Regions from separate parts of the Homo sapiens genome. Here region 2 is linked to region 1. Evidence: chromatin loops called from intact Hi-C (ENCODE). Cell type or tissue: endothelial cell of umbilical vein. All regions are shown on one strand. Links, peaks and the distances in the headings refer to the core of each region. The heading gives the core; the rest is flanking DNA.

The links. Peaks named below come from ENCODE experiments on the same cell type or tissue, not always from the same donor. Only the 100,000 strongest peaks of a DNase experiment are listed, where the experiment ranks them.
Region 2: it touches region 1 in a loop (4-fold over the local background); 7 of 110 quality-filtered maps call a loop at or near these places.

The regions. Positions count from the first base shown.
Region 1 is chr1:162,051,323-162,062,113 of GRCh38, reverse strand. No RefSeq gene overlaps it. Among named protein-coding and RNA genes, the nearest start is that of NOS1AP, 13 kb to the left of the region's middle. RefSeq lists an enhancer at 5,623-6,137. In endothelial cell of umbilical vein, for the core only: a CTCF peak has its summit at 5,959 (motif pointing left); DNase peaks (open chromatin) are centred at 5,953 and 6,833; H3K27ac peaks cover 1,218 bases.
Region 2 is chr1:162,555,885-162,566,675 of GRCh38, reverse strand. It overlaps UAP1 (UDP-N-acetylglucosamine pyrophosphorylase 1), which reads right to left and starts at 4,954. Exons shown (of 11, transcript NM_001324116.5): 1 at 4,899-4,954; 2 at 328-664. The coding sequence starts at 607. It overlaps UAP1-DT (UAP1 divergent transcript), which reads left to right and starts at 5,323. Exons shown (of 3, transcript XR_426859.4): 1 at 5,323-5,438; 2 at 6,024-6,201. RefSeq lists silencers at 913-972, 4,466-5,365. In endothelial cell of umbilical vein, for the core only: no CTCF peak of the experiment used is centred there; DNase peaks (open chromatin) are centred at 4,165 and 5,215; H3K4me3 peaks cover 1,908 bases; H3K27ac peaks cover 1,973 bases.

The DNA of each region.
Region 1 (10,791 bases), core at 1,368-9,367:
ATGGAGTACCTATAACAAGTGAATTCATAGAAACAGAAAATAGGATACAGGTTATCAGAAGCCAGGAAGAGGGGATAATGTACAGTTATTGTTTAATGGGTATAGACTTTCTGTTTGGGATGATAAACGTTATGGAGATAGTGGTGAATTCACTTAATGTCACTGAGTTATTAACTTAAAAATGGTTAAAATAGGCCAGGCGAGGTGGCTCATGCCTGTAATCCCAGCACTTTAGGAGGCCAAGGTGGGTGGATCACTTGAGCTCAGGAGTTCAAGACCAACATGGAGTTCTAGGCAACATGGCAAAACCCCATCTCTACAAAAAATTCAAAAATTAGCCAGGTGTGGCAACATACACCTATAGTCCCAGCTACTTGGGAGGCTGAGGTGGGAGGATTGCTTGAGGCCAGGAGGTGGTTGCAGTGAGCCAAGATCGATCGCCTACTGCATTCTACCCTGGGTGACAGAGTGAAATCTTGTCTTAAAAAAAAAAGATTAAGGGCTGGGCATGGTGGCGCACGCCTGTAATCCCAGTACTTTGGGAGGCCCAGGCGGGCAGATCACGAGGTCAGGAGATAGAGACCATCCTGGCTAACATGGTGAAACCCCGTCTCTACTAAAAATACAAAAAAGTAGCTGGGTGTGGTGGCAGGTGCCTGTAGTCCCAGCTACTCAGGAGGCTGAGGCAGGAGAATGGCATGAACCCGGGAGGCAGAGCTTGCAGTGAGCCGAGATCGCTCCACTGCACTCCAGCCTGGGAGATACAGCGAGAGTCCATCTCAAAAAAAAAAAAAAAGAAAAGAAAATTAAAATGGCTTTTTAAAAAGCAAGTTTCCAAAGATATTATAACACTTCCTTAAATAAGGTGTTTGGGTTTCTTGTGTAACTACAGGGTCACTGTTACAAATGTCAACCATTATTCTGCTGATGAGCAGATATTCTGGTCAGATATTCTCATCAAGACTATCTTAAATCAACAAGTATGTACTACTTTGTGACATTCAAATTCTTCAGAATGCCAGTTAGAATAATAAACAGACTAATAAAAATGCCACACTTTGGGATATTAGAATACTCGAAACCCCATTTGAGACCATCTCAGGTGCTACCCAAGGCAGTTTGTATGGTTATTTCCATGGAGGTTTTGAAATATTTTATTGCCTGAAGGGCTATATGAAACTGGTTTCCATCTGAACATCCGTGGCAGGGTAAACTGTCTCTTATGTTGGAGATGGATGTTACTTCGTTCGGTGTGCATTTAGTGAGTGCCTGCTATGTGCCATGGTTGTGTGAGACATCTGATCATTTAGCCAACAGATATTTATTAGTTGCTGACTGCATGCTCTGTCAGCTCATTAGTCTGCATGCTCATTAGTTGCATGACTGAATGGCTCTTCACAGTGGAAAGAAATAGATGAAACAGTTCTTGTTCTGGAGGAACTCACTTTGATCTATCAAGGAGTTAAGACTGATATTCCGATGGTATAAAAATAAAGCACTAAAAGTGCTTCAGAGGGCACAAAAGTGATACCATGGAGTTCAGAGCAGGAGAGATCACTTTGTATGGCAACCAGGGGTGGGTGGAGGTGGAGAGTGGGAGGAGACACAGAAAATGTCACAGGGGAGGCAGTACTTGAGCTTGGCATTAAAGGATTCTATTACTTCCATGGGCAAGATCAGAAAAGCCCATTCCAGGTAGAGGAAGTGGCCAACCAGACTATTGCTGACCATCACTCAATATACTTGAGGCCACAGTGCCCTCCTGTCCCCTCTGCAGATACATTTTGAGGTTACCTGAGACTTTGTGGTCAACCAATGAGTCCTGCTCCGTTGTCCACTGAGCTCTGCAGTCCTTCCCGAGTTACCTCCAGGGGCCTGGCCACAGAGGATTAGAAGTGAAATGAGCCAGGCTTGCCAAGACCTGTCTGAGCTCAGACCTCTGTCCCGTGGTTTCGTATCCTTGGGCCAGAAAATGATGAGGGTCCCAACAAAGGACTTGTCCTCCTATTTTAGCCAATAGAGGACAAAGAGAGAAAAAGTGGTTATTTGTTTCAGGGTCACAATTCCTCAGAGAAAAGAAAATGTAATGGTCTGGGTAGAGAATGAAGTCTGAACTTGTCCACCAACCTATTTTACACATTTGTGGATGCACATGCTTGCACACACACGCATACATGATTTCATTGGCAAGAAGGAATTGCACCACCTCTGTCGTGTACTCACTGGCAGGGTAAAAATCCTTTATTTCACAACACAAATCCCCCAGCAGTGATTACCCCTTGACATCTGAGAGTTGCGCTCTGATAGTGCATGTTTCCTTGAGGTCTGCTTTTGTGGAGGGAAGGTGGGCCTGGCCCCCCAAGGAAGGGAGGGGAAAGCATGTGTACTGATCTGCCACATGCTTGAAGGTGCCCAACACTTTTACTGATCTTATCTCCTTTAATCCTCACACCCACTCTGGAGGCCAGGCATTACTGACTCTACCTGTAACTAAGAACTAAGACTTCAAACTTGTGCTCATATGTTTAAAGTCCACGTGGCATCCAAGTATGGGAAAAGACGCAGGGAGAGGCACCAGAGGCAAACTTTTCCAAATATGCAATTTTGCCCAAGGTTGACCCCATGCATGTGTGTATATGTATGAACACACACTCATACACACACACACACACACACACACACACACAAAGACTTATAAGTATGAGCCCAGTCATCACACTGCCTGAGTTTGAATTTTGGTCAAATTCAAACCTCTCTGTCCCTTAGCTTCCTCTTCTGTAAACTAGAAACAATTACTGTATGATGTTTGAGATGCCTCATAATAATATGGGATGGGGGGAGGTAGGTGGGCATATAGATGAAGCAAAATTGGCCATCAGTTGATTATTGTTGATGAGTTGATCATTGTACATGAGGTTTTATCATATTTTGTGCTCTATTTTTGTATATGTTTAGAATTTTCCATCTTAAAAACTTGTAAGCAGCATTATTCACAATAGTCAAAAGGTGGAAACAACTCAAATATTTATTAGTGATAAATGGATAAGCAAAATGTATTTACATATCATGAAATATTATTCAGCCTTAACAAAGAAGGAAATTCTGACACATACTACAATGTGGATGAAACTTTAGGAATTACACATGCTAAATAAAATAAGCCAGTCACAAAATGACAAATACTGTATGATTCTACTTGTGTGATGTACTTAGTATAGGCAATTTCATGGAGACCGAAAGTAGAAGAGTGGTCACCAAGGCCTGGAAGGAAGGGGAAATGGGGAGTTATAGTTTAATAGGTACAGAGTTTCTGTTTGGGATGATGAAAAAGTTGTGGAAATGAATAGTGGTAACGGCCATGCAACGTTGCAAATGTACTCAATGCCATTAAACTGTACACTTAAAAATGGTTAAGATAAATTTTGTTATGTATATTTTACAATAAAAAAGTTTTAAAACAATGAGATTATGCATGTAAAACAGCACAGTTTCTGGCATGTTGTAAGCTCTCAGTTGATATCTGTTATTATCAGATGCATGCCATGGTGGCATTAGTGGTGCGTTGAGACAAGAAGGTCCATCCAGCCTTTCAAAGATGTGTTTTGGGAATACATTACATTGGCTGGTGCCCAGGATTTCTCCTCCTAGGCCCTGTGTCCAAACCTATGCATGCCTGTATTACCTGGCTCTACAACTATGGTATATGCAATTTCTTGGCACACCAGGGAGGCATTCATGGCCTACTGGGTTACAAAACAATAAAGTTTCTGGTCACCATGGCTAGCTGTCATGTAAGTTGTAGGTTACCACGATGAGGTAGAAGTAGATCTCCTGCGTAAAGTGGAGAACTAGCAGATAATTTGTGGGTACCCCCAGGTCCCCTCCCAGCCTACTACAAAAGGTGATTTCCAGAGACCAGCATGCCCTACCAGGCTGCCAAGTCATAATGCAAGGATTCAGCCCGCACACAGGTGCTCTTGAGCCCTTTTAAAAACTTAATTTGCTAACACCTGCAGTCACCCAGTAGAAGTAGTTTTAGCAAGGCTGCAGGGGTCCCCAAAACACCACCATGTGTGAAAAGTAATAATCCTGGCATTCTGGTATGCACCTACCGCCTCTGCCTTTCATAATAATAATAGTTTATTTTCAGTCCATGCCGTATAGTTTTAAAAAGCCTTTTGTTTATATTTGTTTATATTTCACCTAATCCTTATGAGAACCTTCTGAGAGAGGTACAAGTATGGCTCCCATAGTGCAGAAGAGGAAACTGAGGCTGGGGAAGATTATAGGGTTTTTCCGAGATCACATAGGTATAAGCACTGGAGCCAGGTCTGAAGGCAAGCCACCCTCCATGCTCACCCCACGCCTTCTGTGTATTCCTTCTCTTTAGTCCTTGACTTTTATAACCCTCTCCACTGTACCCCTATCTACCTGTGGCTCCCTTGATAGGAGGGACTTTCTGAAAGAAGACATGTCTACAAAGCAAGATCAAAGAAAAGGTACTTTGCTTTCCTTATGGCTCCCTAGGGAAAGTGTCAAGTTCTTGAATTTGGAATGGCAACTCCCTCTCAAAAAGCCTTTTAGGGATCCCACTACCTTGATGCCTCTCTAAGCACTATTACTCCCCAGACTTCTATCTTGCTTTACTGACCCATATCCCACCTGACATCCCTACAAGGCAAGGAGCAGAATTTTGATGTCGCCCCCAACTGAATGGTAACGTGGTTTTTTCAGCATTCAGAACATCCCCTGCTGTCTCTATCTATCCTCTGGCATTCACAACATATAAGACTACCGTTTGCTCCCATTCCCCACATATTCTCCATACAGTCCTTTAGCAACACTTTGGATTCTGAGTTTAACCTACATACAAGTGCCATCTGGGACAGTGAAATACACCCCACTGACCTGCAACCAAGTTCTCTCTGCTCGGGGGCCAAAGACTTCCACTCCTAAGAGTTGTGCCTGAATCAGAATTGCCTTTACTACCCTCACAGCCAAGACTCTCCCACTCGGCGCTTGCTCTTTCTTTCGTTAGTTGACTCATGAATGAATGAATGATTCATTTTTCCAAGATTAATGCTATAGACATGCATTTTGTCTTCCTACCTCAGTGAGTTGGTGTGAACCAAAATATTATGTACAATTCAGGTATGGAAATGAAATGTCAAGGAAAGTTCATTTGTGACTCGGAATACTATTGAGACACCCACCCACATCTCAACAGGGCTATTGAGTGCTACCAAAGCCCCCTTAGCTTGTATTGTGTTTCATAGCTATTATTTCATACACAGCTTGGACAGGCAGAGGATAGTTACAAAAAGGTTATGCAATCTTTCTCAGGTCCTTTTCCTAGCATCAGTTATGATTCTAAATTAGGGAGAGCTTGTGACATTTCCACTCTGATTTATCTCCTGAGCCTCATTTTCTTCATTTACTCTTTGTCAGCACCTGCCCCCTGCTCCCAGCCATCTTGCCATAACCAATTTCTGGTCATGTCGAGGTCAGGGCTCAGGACCGGAACACTTTCAAAGGCTCCAGGAAATAAGAATCTATGCCGTTCTATCATTTCCAGTTTTTCCATGATTTAGGGCAATTCAAAGCCCTAAATATAGAAGAAGCCATCTGGGTCAGCTCTTTCTACCCCTGGCCTTTTTTTGGGTTGGTGCAAAGATAATTGAGGTTTTGGCCATTACTTTTAATACATGGGAGGAAGCTGAAGCCCGGGGAAGTTAAATGGCTTTTGAAAGGCACACAGCTAGCTGAGAGCAGAGCTGAAGCCATAGCTCAGGTTTCTGGGTCCCGTCATCATCCCACTAACCTGGCAGAGCTCTGCAAGGCTATGGCCCCCAAGCAGGGCTCCCCTGGCTGGCCAAACATCGCCTGTTCATGGGTCACTCAGCTGATGGCTGCCTAGTTCCCTGCTGTTCTGTGGATGGCAAAACAGTCTCTGGTGCCCTCAAGAGGCAGAACTGAGTAGTGGTGCCCTCCTAAAAGATCTAGATGCAGCCTGAGAAATGAACCCTCAGATCCACCTCCACCCCCATTTTACAGAACACATTGGATTCATCTTTTTATTTTAAAGATCATGAAACATGTTTAAGAATATCAAAATATATTTGAAACACAAACTTCCCCTAATGCCCTCAAAAGCATAGACTAGAGGCCGGGCGCTGTGGCTCACGCCTGTAATCCCAGCACTTTGGAAGGCTGAGGCAGGCGGATCACAAGGTCAGGAGATCGAGACCAGCCTGGCCAATATGGTGAAACCCCCATCTCTAGTAAAAAAAAAAAAAAATACAAAAATTAACCAGGCAGGCAGCATGCGCCTGTAATCCCAGCTACTCAGGAGGTTGAGGCAGGAGAATTGCTTTAACCCAGGAGTGGAGGTTGCAGTGAGCCAAGATCACACCACTGCACTCCAGCCTGGGCAACAGAGCAAGACTCCATCTCAAAAAAAAAAAAAAAAGAAAAGAAAAGAAAAGAAAGCATAGACTAGAACTAGAGCCTGGACCCCTGTGAGAACCAAGAAGCCCGTAGGCCCAGGCCATGTGCCTACTCCCCTGAGAACCTCTCCAGAACCTAAACTTGAAAGGTGTGAGCAGAAAGGAAAGGTGGTGAGGTAAGGTAACTCCATGGATAACCAGGTGCTGGCTTCTCTCTTGGTCATAGGAGAGCCACAGCACTGCCTTCTCATCAAAGGCTGGAAAAACCTATGTTCAGGATGCACAGCCCTGGGTGGTGAGTCGGGGCTGACTCATAGTAAACAAGAAATGGGCAAGAATATCTCCCTGGTGGTGTCCTGAAGCCCTGGCCTCCCTAGAGGTGCTGGGAAGGGAAGTGTGAGAGTACTACAGGAATGTGCACGGGAAGGAGGAAAGGAACCAACAAAGGGTGATCTAGATGGGGGGGACCACGGGTGGAGGAGTCAGGAAGGCCTGGGAGTTCTCAGAGCAGCAGTGACAGGGGGTGAGCCCAAGCCATCAGCTTCATTGCTAAGAGCTATAAGGAACCCAGGGCTGTCTGCATCTTTGTTCTGTAAAAGACATCTAGACACTGGGGCCTTTACTAACCACTCACACATACTCTATGCAAGCAAAATTAATTGTTCTATTGTCTATTCCCATAGCCCTGTGTAGACACTTACCTTGTGTTACATTTTGTTTCATATCTGACTCCAACTATCCAATTCGACAAATATTTATCCAGTGTTTCTGTTTGGCAGGGACTGTGCTGCCACAAAAGACTTAAGCAACTCTGTCTCATTTGTCTCTAAGTCTCCTGCACTGCCAGCAAAATGCAACTTGATAACTATTAGATTTAAATACTGTATTTTTAGGCAGGACAAATAGAGATGCTGATTCCATTTGTGAAGTATGGGATTCTAGGCACTTGGGTTTCTAGTTCATAGTTCTATGTGTTGTTCTTATATATGTGGCCAATGGGGGCCGTCCTCTCCCTGACCCTCTACTGTCTTTTTCTTCCTCATCCTCACTCTAAGGAAGATGGTTGTATCAGTCAGGGTTATTAACCCCAGCTTCTGTCACAAATAATCCCTAATCTCAGTAACTTAGCACAATAAAAGTTTATTTCTCACATAAATTTTTTTAAATATTTTAAAATTATACTTTAAGTTCTGGGGCACATGTACAGAACGTGCAGGTTTGTTACATAGGTATACATGTGCCATGGCAGTTTGCTGCACCCATCAACCTGTCATCTACATTAGGTATTTGTCCTAATGCTATCCCTCCTCCTCTCCCACCCCACACCCCGACAGGCCCCGCCCGGTGTGTGATGTCCTCCCTGTGTCCATGTGTTCTCATTGTTCAGCTCCCACTTATGAGTGAGAACATGCAGTGTTTGGTTTTCTGTTCTTGTGTTAGTTTGCTGAGAATGATGGTTTCCAGCTTCATCTGTGTCCCTGCAAAGGACATGAACTCATCCTTTTTTATGGCTGCATAGTATTCCATTGTGTATATGTGCCACATTTTCTTTATCCAGTCTATCATTGATGGGCATTTGGGTTGGTTCCAAGTCTTTGATATTGTCTCACATAAATTTGAAGATTCTGTTTCTTCACACACTTCCAGGCACAGCAAAGCATAATGGCAAGTCACAGATTCAGACATTCCTGGTCAAGCTGCTCTCCTTGGCAGCTCTCTCCTAAAGTGGCAACTCAGCATCCAGGCTCCTTCTATCCTGTGGCTCCACCATCCCCTAGGCCCTCCTTGTCACCTCTCCTGGATCCTCTGCATTCAGCCAAATGGCAGTCAAAGAAAGAGATGAAATGCCCTGTACCTGGAACATAACCACCTCAGCCCAGAGGTGACACACATCCCTTCTGCTTAAGATCTCTTGATGAGAACTAGTAGCATGGTCCCTCTCACATGTGCCGGAAGCTGAGATGGGTTCTCAGGCTGGAAAGTTGCTTGCTAGCAGTAATTCCATCTCAGAAGGGAACAAGAATTTTTGGTGTAGTTGGCTCTGACGAAACAGTACTTTGGAACAATTAAGCATGAAAAGTTCTGCCATGAGAGACAGAGAAAGCAAAAGAAATATTGTCTTATAAATACTATATTCTGTAAAATCTGGAAAAACAACCTGTTCCTGGGGAGATTTGTCTAGAATGATCAACTGTACCCCCAAGGATCCTCTGTAACCCTGCCAGGATCTCCATAGAGTTGCTCCCCTGGGTTACCAGGAAGTTGGAGCTAGAACCCAAGGGTACAAATACAGATGAGTGGGAGCAAGGGTGCCTGCCGACCAAGTGCCCTTCAAGACTGGCTCTCTTCAGACTGAAAGGAAGTCTTACTTGATGGGAAAGGCAAAGAACCCCTCTCTGTCATTCTTTGGAAACAAGACTGTCTTCTTTCAAGTAAAAATTCTGTCCCTTCTCACACTTCCAGGCACAACAAGGTATAATGGCAGGTCACACATACAAGTAAGCTCCCTGTGTCAGAATTTCTGAGCTGAGAAAAATGGATGACTGACTGAAACCTTTGATATGAAAGGAAGAAGCGGTCTGAGGAATCAGCTTGAGAGAAAAAGGAAGCCCTGACTTCCTCTGCATGCCTTCACTGGTCCAGAAAGAAATGGGTTTGGAGCCACTGATATCTACATCTCTTCCTTTAAAATATGAGACCTAAACATCAAAGGGTTCTCTGGTCTGAGGCATGGGTTTGCACATAGAGGTGATGACTTATCAATAATATATTTTAAATTGAGTGCCAATTAGGCTACAGGAAATAATATAATTAAAATTTAGAGACAGCTCTAAAACTTGATTGAAGACCTGGAACAGTCGGTTTGAAGTGAAGTGAATAATGCTTCACTCTTTTGCCAAAACACAGATATAAATATTACCCAAGCCTAAAATCCTGCCCAATCAGCTGCTTGTATGGAGCTATGGGAGAGATGGAGGGGAAGAGGGGGAAGAGTTTGTTAGAAGGCTACAGATAAGCCTTATGCAATGAACCAACTAACAATGTGGGAAATGGGCCTCCTAGAAAAGGTGGATCCTATGGAGTGAACTCTCTCCCTTCCCTGGAGCTACCAAGGAGAGGAAAAAAAGAGGGAAGGGCTAAACAGATATTGATGTCACAGCATCATCACCCTTGATGCTGACCACTAAACACTAACCTGTGGCTCCTAAATTCTTTCTGCACAACTATAAGACTAATCCAAAAACCTAGGTGGGGGACTGGCCTGTAAGTAGGGGCTGAGTAGCTCTAGCTATAAAGGATTTACAAGTAGGGACTGGGTACACATTACATTATCATCATCAGAGAATGCAGTATGAAGCATCCTGTATGGTTAGTGGAGTTTGAATTAAGATTAAAAAGGATGTAATTCTTAATTCACAACTAAGAAATTGACATTGGGACAATCCACAGAGGTCATTCACATTTCACCAGTTTTACATGCACTCATGTATGTGTGTGTGTAGTGATGTTCAGTTTTATTGCATGTGAGGCCAGGTGGTGGCTCATGCCTATAGTCCCAGCACTTTGGGAAGCTGAAGCAGGTGGATCACTTGAGGCCAGCCTGGCCAACATGGTGAAACCCCGTCTCTACTAAAAATACAAAAATTAGCTGGCTGAGGCACAAGAATCACTTGAACCCAGGAAGTGGAGTGAGCCAAAATCACGCCACTGCACTTCATCCTGGGTGACAGAGCGAGACTCTGTCTCAAAAAAAAAATTGCATATGTAAATTGACGTGATCACGAATATAATCAAGATACAGAACTGCTCCACCACCATAAGGCTCTGTTATTGCCCTTTATAGCCATCCCTACCCCATCCCCCATCTCTAACCCGTGGCAACCACTAATCTGTTCTCCATCTCTATAATTTTATTTCAAGAATATTGTGTAAATGGAATCATATAGTATGTGACCTTTTGAGATTGGCCTTTTTCACTCAACATAATTTTTTTGAGATCCATCCAAGTTGTTGCATGTATCAATTGTTTGTTCCTTTTTATTGCTATGTAGTACCCCATGGTGTGGATATACTACAGTTTGTCCATTCGTCTGCTGAAGAACATTTTGGTTGTTTCCAGTTTGGGTCATTTACAAATAAAGCTACACTTAACAACAACAATAACAAAAGGATATACTTCTTGTCTTCTAAACCAATGATTCAAACTTAGTGCAAATAAGAATCATCTTGGGTATGGGGAGGAGAATGTATTGAAAAGCTAATTCCCAGGGCCCCAGCTAGAAAAGTACTCTGGGATTGGACCAGATGTCTGAATTTCTAGTAAGCATGACTAGGTAATTCTCAA
Region 2 (10,791 bases), core at 1,694-9,693, 500 kb before region 1:
CAGCCTGGGCAACAGAGTGAGACTCTGTCTTAAAAAAAAAAAAAATTAAGCCAGCTTAAACTTAAGTATTTAACTTGTGCTTCAGGAAAAGAAATCTAGCAGAAGTATGGAAATTGAGGAGGGAAAGAGACTGGAGGCAAATTAAGACTTGAATGAGAGAAGCCTTAAATGGAGCATCAAAAATAAAAAGACAATTTTGTCACTTTCTGCTAGGTCACCTGGTTTAATGTAGTATGAATCAAAATATTAGTGACATGATCCAGCTACCTGAACAATTTTAGTATATCTCAAATAAACTTCAGTAAGAAATATGTACATGCCCAGTACCTTCACTTTCCCAGGCCTGGAGCTGATCTTGATCCCTTGTAGCACTGCCTAATACCTCTCGAGGCACAGGTTCCATTCGTGCATCCACATTCTTTTGGTGAGAAGACTGGTTAAAACCTTCAATGGCCTTTTGGAAAAAGAAGTTCAGCTCCTCAAAGTTCATGGCCTGGAGCTCTGCATAAAGTTCTACCTGTTGGGCTTCTTCAAGCTCATTCCAGAAACGTAGTAGGTGCTCTTGCCCAGCTTTGGACAACGTGAGTTTGAGGTCATTAATGTTCATAATGCTCTAATAGCCAAGCTTTGTAGAAATAGGGGTGTAATGTATGTACCTGTAAACCTAAAAGAGAAAAGTAATTAATGGCATGTCAAAATCCAACCTCCAAAATTGAGGGCTTTTTTCCCCTCTAAAAATAAGAATATTTCAAAACGATGTTAAAAAAATTAACTTCTGCTTTTCCATCACTCAATATTTGTAAGAGATCAAACCTGTAAGACAATAATATGTACCAGGCACTTCTAAGTACTTTACCTTCATGGTCTTGTTTAATTTTCAACAACACTATGGCATAGGCACTATTATTACCACTCTTTTACAGCTGAGAAGACAGGCAGAGAGGCTAAGTAACCTAACCAGTGAGTGGAGCTGGGACAGGAACCCAGGCAGCCTGATGACATGGTTCACACTCTCTACCACACTTAGTTGTCTCTGTATTAGTCCTCTGACCACTAAGCTACCACTGAAAGAACACCTGACTGCTTAATATTTAAATGTTTTCCTTGTATCTCTAATGATAGAAATACTATCATGTGTTGTTGTAGTCAGTATAATGAAATATTCAGGAAGACAGAACAACCTATAATAAGGAAAAATACATTTCATTTCATTAGCAACTTCTGCAAAGAAGCAATAACACATCTATTTTCTCTACTCATTAAAAACTTGGATCCTCCTTAAAGAGACAAGCAATACACATATAACAATCAGTGAATAAGACAAATGTTTTCTAAAGAGCTATATTCTGTGATAATATAGTAAAATGTTAAACTTCATAGTGCTAAAAAATAAGAAAATGGGGAAATATTTAATCTACTTGCCCAATACAGACAAATGCAACAGGAGATAGGTGCTGTCTAGAAAGTTCACAAACAGGCACAATCTAGCCATGTGTTAAGGGTTGGGCAGACTACATAGATAAGATTAGAGGCCAGGCATGGTAGCTCACACCTGTAATCCCAGCACAGGCCTGGGCTCAGGAGTTCAAGACCAACCTGGGCAACATGGCAAAACCCCACCCCTACAAAAAACACAAAAATTAGCCAGATGTGGTAACATATGCCTGTAGTCCCAGCTACTTGGAAGGCTGAGGTGGGAGGAACACCTGAATTCGGAAGGTCGAGGCTACAATGAGGCGTAATCATGTCACTCCAGCCTCAGCAACAGGAAATTCTATCTCAAAAAAATAAAAGATTAGGAAACAAGCAGAGCCTGGTGGCCATGATGAGCAAGCACGTGTGGGATGGAAAGCAGTAAGAAGGTTAACGTATGACAAATGATATAAAATGGCCTGGGGTAGGGCTAGATCATGAAAAGCCTGAAAACTAACCAAAAGAATTTAGACTTCAGAGAATAAGTAATAGAAAGCGAACAGTAGATTCTCAAACAGGGCAGTGTTACCATGCTTTAAAGAGATGAGAGAAAGGAGCAATGGATACAATAGATTGTAAGGAGGGACAACTAGAAGCAGGAAAAGAAGTTAAAAGACAACTGCAGGTATGAAATACCAAAGGTCTGAACCAGATTAGTGGCAGAGAAAATGAGAGTGAAAGGAATAAATTTGAGGGTCACTGTAAAGAATCATCACTGCATTATAATTGCTTCGATGTGAGAGACAGAGGTTAAAAGTAGGTTCTAAAGACACTTATCTTCTCTTCCTATAAGAACAGTGAAAAGTAATACACATGGTAGTTCAGAGCACAATTCTAGGCTAAGCTGAGCCACTTAATTTCCCCATGCCTCGGTTACCTTATCTGTAAAATGAGATTAATAATAGTATCTACCTCACCAGGATCATTAAACATCAAACTCCATTTACAAGCTCAGGTCTAGAGAACCTACATCTGTGTGTTCCCTGAGGTGGTAATAACAACACTCAGCTTTCAATGTTCATTATGGTATTAAAAGGCATTCCTATTGATTTATATAGGTTTCAAGAGTCATGATGCTATTATTTTTTAATTTTAAAAAATCACATTAAAAAAGACACTTGAGAGGAACAGATTTATATTAAATTATTTTCCAAGGAATGTAGTCTTTCCCAAGACCTTATTTATGCTGCTGCTTTGCCTCTGATTTAAGGGAGTACATTGTAGTAGGAAGATCAGCAAGGAACCAGATAACCAAAGAATAGGAAGTCCCTGTTCTTGGTCCTTCTCTATCATTTGATTCTATGCAATCATTTTACCTCCCTGTGCATAGATTTCCTCATGAATATAAGACAACCAACCTTTCTCACATGCCTTCAAGATAGTCAAGAGTAAAGAGTGCTCTGTCTGATAAAAGGCATACACAAACATATTACTATAACATTTTAAGATATAAACCAAACTTTTCCTAAAAGATCATTAGATACTCCTCCACCTTCAGACACTTGGGAAAATGAATCCATGCAAATAAGATACCTCATAGGGCCGGGCGCGGTGGCTCACGCCTGTAATTCCAGTACTTTGGGAGGCCGAGGCGGGCGGATCATGAGGTCAAGAGATGGAGACCATTCTGGCCAACATGGTGAAACCCCATCTCCACTAAAAATACAAAAATTAGCTGGGCATGGTGGCACGCGCCTGTAGTCCCAGCTACTCAGGAGGCTGAGGCAGGAGAATCGCCTGAACCGGGGAGGCGGAGGTTGTAGTAAGCCGACATCACGCCACTGAACTCCAGCCTGGCGACAGAGTGAGACTCTCCGTCTCAAAAAATAAAAATAAAAAAAAAAAGGGTACCTCATAGGTTAAACTTTGATATCTGGGCGTAAACCACTGGTAACATGTGTTCATCTACATGTTGTATAATGTTCATAATGTAACGACCATACTTGAGTTTTGGACAAGCACAATTCATCTATTATATTTATTTGAGGCAGATATAAGCACCTTCATGCCACAAAAATAGTAGCATGTTTCCCATTAACGATGTTTAGAGGCACGTGTAATGGTAAGCAGCAATTAACAGAAGAGTTAAAAGATATGGATTTTTATTTTGACAACCGAAATCTGAAAAAGTTGAAAATCTGCTCGAGAAATTATGACAAAACTTGGTACATGCCCACAGCCTAATCCATCTGCATCAAAATATATGAAAAATTTGGTAATAATCTACCATTATCAAATATATTTTTATTAGAATTTAAATACCAGTATTAAAGAAATCCAGTATTTCTCCCTCCTTTTCTGGCTTCCCCCACCCAGCCCCTATCTCTGCTGGTATACGTATGCCCTCGAAATGAATAAGTAAACCTCTTAAAGCTTTTGAAAAACAGTATCAGAGTTGAGACATAACCACCAACTGAATCCTATAAATGCTTGGCAGCACAGCCTATGAAGTCTTTCTTTGCTCCAGCTAAGTGAGCCAACTGACTAACCGTGAAGGAATAGACAACTGCCTTGAGTTTCCGGCGAACTCTTGGATCCACACCCAGTGAATTTCACCTAAAAGTCCTTAAACTTTTGCAATACCAAATGACACACACATATGATCATAATCCTATTACCTGATTTCAGATTTCATAAACCATGTAGAAGTAAGTGTAGCACAGCGACAGGCCAAAGTTCAAGCAGCCATATGTTCAGCATACGTGTGCTCAGCCCTCCAATACCATCCTTCTGCTTGGCCAAGAGAGGGGAAACCCAGAAATTTCAATTCTCTCTCACTACCAGTATCATGGCAAACCAAACCAAAAAAAAGAAAGAAAAAAGTGGCAAGCAAACAGGTTTTGTCCCACTGTCCTGTCCTCCAAATGTATCCCCTGTCTTTGTCAGACCTCTCAAATCTTTTCCTCATATATTCAAGACACACCAACTCGCTTCCACCTGACAGTGCCAACGATCTCCTGTCCCACTACAGGCCCCCACACTTGGTATAACTGTCCACAAGGCCCTAGCCTGAGAGCCTCGAGGTCTCTACTGCCCACCCGGGAGAGGCCCCACTCCCAACCCCACACGCCTACACGACCCCCTCGGACTCAGACACTGGCCCAGACCTCCTCCCACAACGCCCCCAGTCCATCTGGGGCGCGCTCATTCCATCCCTGGCCCCGCCATCCACCCGGCTGCCCAGCCCACACACCCTCTCGCGGGGTGGCGGAGGATGGGGTGCGACTGCGGGGCGCACGGGCTGGGGTGTGTGTCTGCGGGCGAGCGGGAGGCTCCTCGGCGTGTGCTCGGCTGCCCGCGCTGTGCACGTTCGTGCGACGCGTGTCCACGTCTGAGCGCGTGGCCGTGTGTGCGGTGGGGCCAGGCCCTCCGCCCGCCCGGGTCCCGAGCCCCGCCGTCTCCTCGCTGGGCTGGGAGCCCCTCACCTTTCTCGGCGCGACCGCAGCTACGACCGTCTCCAGCTCCTTCCGCGCGGCCACTCATCGGCGTCCCGCGCTCGCTCCGAATATATACCCTCATCCGGGGGGCCGCGGCGGCGGGGCGGGCCGGGAGCGGGGGCCAAGTGGAGCGCCAGCCCCGGCCACCCCGCCCCTCTCGCCACGACTAGTGGCTGCCGACGCCTGAAGGAGTGGAAGCCGACCGCCCAGACACGTCAGCGCCGGGAGCACAGACGACGACGCGGACGCGGAGGCGGCCGCGGCCCGGGGCGCCGGGGCGGGGCTAGGGATGGGGGCCGGGCATGAAAGGAGTAACCCACCGGGCCGGGGCGGGGCCTAGTGCGTCACTCATTCTCTGGCCCAATGGGAATAGTTCTGGAGCGCAGTCGGCTGGCGTCCCGGTCCCTCCTGCGCACTAACTGAGGGTGAAGGATGTCGGTTGGGTCTGCTAGGAGGGGCCAGGAGCCGGCCGGCAGAGAGCGGCTCGTGGGTCCCAGGACCCCTGACGTCCCTAGGTTGTACTGGGAGGTGCGAGCCCGAGGCTCTTAGTCGGCCCAGCGGCACGGGGCACAAGCGGGCCACAGAGATGGGCAGGGAGCTGTGTCCCCAGGGTGGCGGATTTCCGAGCCACCCACGCGGGTGGTTGGGAAAGGGCGGTGGATTTTCCTGCGGAGAAACTTTCAGGGCGGGCCTGGCGCGCTCTCTGACCTTGGGCTAGTTATTTTGTGTGCAGTTCACAAGATGCCTGGCCGGGCTCCAAACTCGCTCTCTGTTTGGTTGTGTTTTGGCTCCCAAGAAGGCGAAGCCAGGCCTTTTTTCTTTTGCACAAACAGACAGGAAAGGAGAGAGGAAATGCAAGCAAAGGTAGTAGGTAACCTAAGGTAGTATAAGCCCGGGGTCATCTTTGTGAGTTTGCAGACTTAACGTCGCTAGGCCTCAGTACTCTGCAGAAAGATGGTGGAGGACCTAGATGACCTCCCAGGCCATTCCAGGACCAGTGTTTACAGTCCTGTTACATAACCTAGTGTGGGTGTGCACACACAGGTTATTATATGTTCAGCACTGTGCCCTTGGAAGCTATGTTTACATTTAAAGTTGTGTTGCATTTTGCAGCTTTTGCAAGAAGTGGAATATGTTGAAATACGAAAATACCTAGATTTAACATACCACCTATCATAAAGAGATTCAGGCGCCTTTCTTCTACTTTCTTGGGTGCAAAGGCCTTTTCATTCCCTTTACCAATTGCATAATCACCCACTGCCTCAAGTAACAACAGAAAAACTTAAACTTGGTAAGTAATGCTGGTAGATTTACATTCAGGAGATTGAATACTCTCCATCTCTCATGATCCTAGAACTTCCTTCGTTTCTTTGAAAGAAGAATAGTGTAGTGATTGGTTTATAGTGTAGTGATTGGTTTCTTAATCATGGGATCTGAAGACAATTTCAGCTTTATTGCTTGTGATCTTTGGCAAGCTACTTGTGCTATCAGTTTTCTCATCTATAAAAAACAGACAATAAAGATGAAAATGCCATTTGGTGGTTGTATTAAACCAATCGATATAAATGAAGTATGTAAAACAGTAAACACTAAATAACCTTTAGTTATTATTTATTATTGAGCACTTATTAATTCAAACTAGGAGACCCAGATTCAAAATCAGTCTACGCTTACTAACTGTGTGACTTTGGGTAAGTCATTTAACCACTCCAAACTCCAATGTCCTTTTATGAAATGAAGCTAATACCTATTTCACATGGGTATAGTAAAAAATGAGAAAGAACCTAAGATAATGTCTGGAATATTATAGGCATTCTATAAGTCATAGATGAATGACTGAGTAAAGAGCAAAATTATTAGTTAGCAATCCTTTAAAGAAAAAAGATAGAACTGAGGTCCAGCTCAATGTTTTTAATGAACTACTATAAAATCACATTTGTACTTTTACCCTTTTTTGCTGAAGTTTCATTTGTTTGTTATTCTGGTTACTAGGCATAAGAGGGGCCATAATCTCATCTTGCCAGCTAAATGTCCAGAAATGTCTAACACTAGAGTTATTTCTGTCCTTCGAAATACTTTTTATATACATGGTCTTTTAAGAGCTGATTGAAGAAAACAAGGCAACGATGTTCACACTACCTATGATTTTTTGACATTACACCAAAGGTATCAGCTAATGAAGTTAGACAACAGAAATCCTAAGAGGCTTATAAATTAGAAAAAATATATAAGAATTAAAAAATTATTTTTTAAGAATTTTAAAAAGTCATAAAACTACTTCGACTTGCAAATGACAAGAGAGAATACCTGGAAAGCCCTTGAGAGTCAACAATAAGACTAACAAACCACAGAAAAATTTTGGTTAGTGTATTAGTCCGTTTTCACACTGCTATCAAGAGATACCCAAGACTGGGTAATTTATAAAGAAAAGAGGTTTAATTGACTCACAGTTCTGCATGGCTGCAGAGGCCTCAGGCAACTTACTATCCTGGTGGAAGGCACCTCTTCACAGGGCAGCAGGAGAGAGAATGAGTGCTGAGCAAAGGGGGAAGCCCCTTACAAAACCATCATATCTGCCAGGCGCGGTGGCTCACGCCTGTAATCCCAGCACTTTGGAGGCTGAGGCGGGCAAATCACGAGGTCAAGAGTTTGAGATCAGCCTGGCCAACATAGTGAAACCCTGTCTCTATTAAAAATACAAAAATTAGCTGGGTGTGGTGGCACGCACCTGTAGTCCCAGCTACTTAGGAGGTTGAGGCAGGAGAATCGCTTAAACCTGGGAGGCGGAGGTTGCAGTGAGCCTAGATTTCACCACTGCACTCCAGCCTGGATGACAGAGCGAGACTGTCTCAAAAAAAAAAAAAAAAAAACAGATCTAATGAGAACTCACTATCACGAGAACACTATGGCAGAAACCACGCCAGTGATTCAATTATCTCCACCTGGTCTGGCCCTTGACACATGAAGATTATTACAATTCAAGGTGAGATTTGGGTGGGGACACAGAGACAAACCATATCAGTAAGGTAGCAAGTTATAAAATGAACATATAGAAATCAATAGCTCTCATATACACACATTATAACATTTAGAAGACACGATGGTGGAGAAAATCCCATTTATAACAGCAACAAAAAAAATTAAGTATAAATTTAGCGCAAAATGTGCAAAATCTGTGTAAGGAGAGTTATAAAAGATGCCTAAAAGCCACACAAGATATTTGATCAAATGAAAAAATTCTGGAGCTATTTCATGTGTGTTGCGGATATGAACAAATGACTAAATAAATTGATTTTGGTCATTGTGCTGTGGTTATGTAAAAGAATGTTTATGTTCCTAGGAAAGACATACTAAAATATTTAGGGGTAAAAGAATATGATGTCTGTAATTCTTAAATGGCTCAGAAAGATGAGGAGCAATGGCTTACGCCTGTAAGCCCAACACTTTGGGAGGCCAAGGCGAGAGGATCACTTGAGCCTAGGAATTTGAGACTAGCCTGGGCAACATGGCAAAACCCCATCTTTATTAAAAAACATAAAAATTAACCGGGCATGGTAGTATGTGCCTGTGGACCCAGCTACTCCCAAGGCTGAAACAGGAGGATCGCTTTAGTCCAGGAGGTTGAGGCTGCAGTGAGCTGTGATCATGCCACTACACTGCAGTATGGGTGACAGAGTGAGACCCTGTCTCAAAAAATAAATAAATAAAAGGCTCAGAAAGAAATATATGTGCATAAATACATGGGGGTAGGCAAGAAAGAAATTTGGGAGGCAAAGTAAATAATAGTAAAGTAAATGGAGGAAAACACAGTTAATTTAAAGGGTATTTAGAACTTCTTTATACTGTTCTTCAAGTAAGATTGAAATTACATAAAATTTTAAAATACAACCAACAGTGGAGTTGTTCATTACCAGTCCAACACAAAAGAAAATCTTTAACCCACAGAGCACACAGCTCTGAAGGAAAATGATCCAGGAAAGGTGTGACAGTGTACAGAACAGCATATCTGTACCATGTCACAAGCCTTCTGGCATCTGGTCAGAATGCCACATCACCTGAGAAGCTGTAAATGCCACCGGTAAGTGCTGTTTATGGTGGCAACTGTGCCTCCTTAGTACGGGAATAATGATAGGAAAATGTTTTTCTGTGATTCTCAGCCTTCTAGTTGGATACAGTGGAGGCTTAGATGAAGAGCACAGAAACCTGTACAGAGCGGGCATTGCCTGAAATCCCTCCATGTTTATATATGGATGTCTCTGAAGTTGAACTATTCTCTTAAGCGCAAACTGGCGTGTTTTCAGCATTCAAAAAAGAACAAACTGATGTTTGCTCAAAATATGTTTATTTGGCTGCTCTGTGCTAGACTTTGTGATAGACATTCTAGGGAATCAAAAGATTCTGTGTCCTTAATGGCTTATAGTGCAATAATAGAGATAGAAGAGGTTTCTTTTTCAATGCAGAGAGTCATAAGCGCCATAGTGAATGCACAAATAAAGGATTTCAGAGCTCAGAGGAGGGAAAGTATGAAGGAATGAAGAGGTTTCCCAAAAGGACAGCCAGAAGGTTTGGGAAAGAGGCAGGAGGCAAGGGACAGCCTCACTCCTCATGGGAGGCTGCCCTTTTATAAGCAGCCTTGGGGATAGAGGCCTTCATGTGTTTCCCCCCTTGTAACACCATCACCTTCTCTAACTCCTGCTGCCTCCTTAATGAAAAAGACCAAGGAATTTGTACTCAGGTTGAGAACTTAGAAAGTAAGACATCTGGCCAGGCGCGGTGGCTCAGGCCTGTAATCCCAGCACTTTGGGAGGCGGAGGCGGGCAGATCACGTGAGGTCAGGAGTTTGAGACCAGCCTACCAACGTGGAGAAACCCTGTCTCTACTACAAATACAAAATTAGCCGGGTATGGTGGCACATGCCTGTAATCCCAGCTATTTTGGAGGCTGAGGCAGGAGAATCACTTGAACCCGGGAGGCAGAGGTGGCGGTGAGCTGAGATGGCGCCATTGCACTCCAGCCTGGGCAACAAGAGCAAAACTCTGTCTCAAAAAAAAAAAAGTGAGATATCTACTTAAGGGTTGCTATTAAATAAACTGTAAAATTTGAAACACCAAAATGGAATATTTACCAAAATGTATGTATTTTTAGCAGTGTATTATGATCTCAGCTTGGTTTTCCAAAAGATAATATTTCATCTGCTAGATAGATAGATAGACAGAGAGATAGATAGATAGAGCCGGGCACGGTGACTCACACCTGTAATCCAAGCATTTTGGAAGGCCGAGGCAGGTGGATTGCCAGAGCCCAGGAGGTCAAGACCAGCCTAAGCAACATGGAGAAACCCTGTCTCTACCAAAAATACAAAAACTTAGCTGGTGTGCTGGTGTGCACCTCTGGTCCCAGCTACTTGCGAGGCTGAGGCAGGAGAATCACTTGAGGCTGGGAGGCAGAGGTTGCAGTGAGCCCAGATTACACCACGGCACTCCAGCCTGGACGGCAGAGTGAGACCCACATCTCAAAAATAAAATAAAATAAAATAAAACAGGTATATAGAAGCGGTGAGACCTGGAAAAAAATCACCTAAATTCCCTGAACTTCAGTTTCCTCATCTACAAAATTGAAATATGGAGTTGGAAAGAGAATTAAAAGAGAAAAAGCCTAGCACACAGTAGCTATTCAATAAATATTAGGTGAATTCAAGGTCAGGAGTTCGAGACCAGCCTGACCAACATGGTGAAACCCTGTCTCTACTAAAAATACAAAAATTAGCTGGGCATGGTGGTGCACGCCTGTAATCCCAGCTAATCAGGAGGCTGAGGCAGGAGAATCACTTGAACTCGGGAGGTGGAGGTTGCAGTGAGCTGAGATGGTGCCATTGCACTCT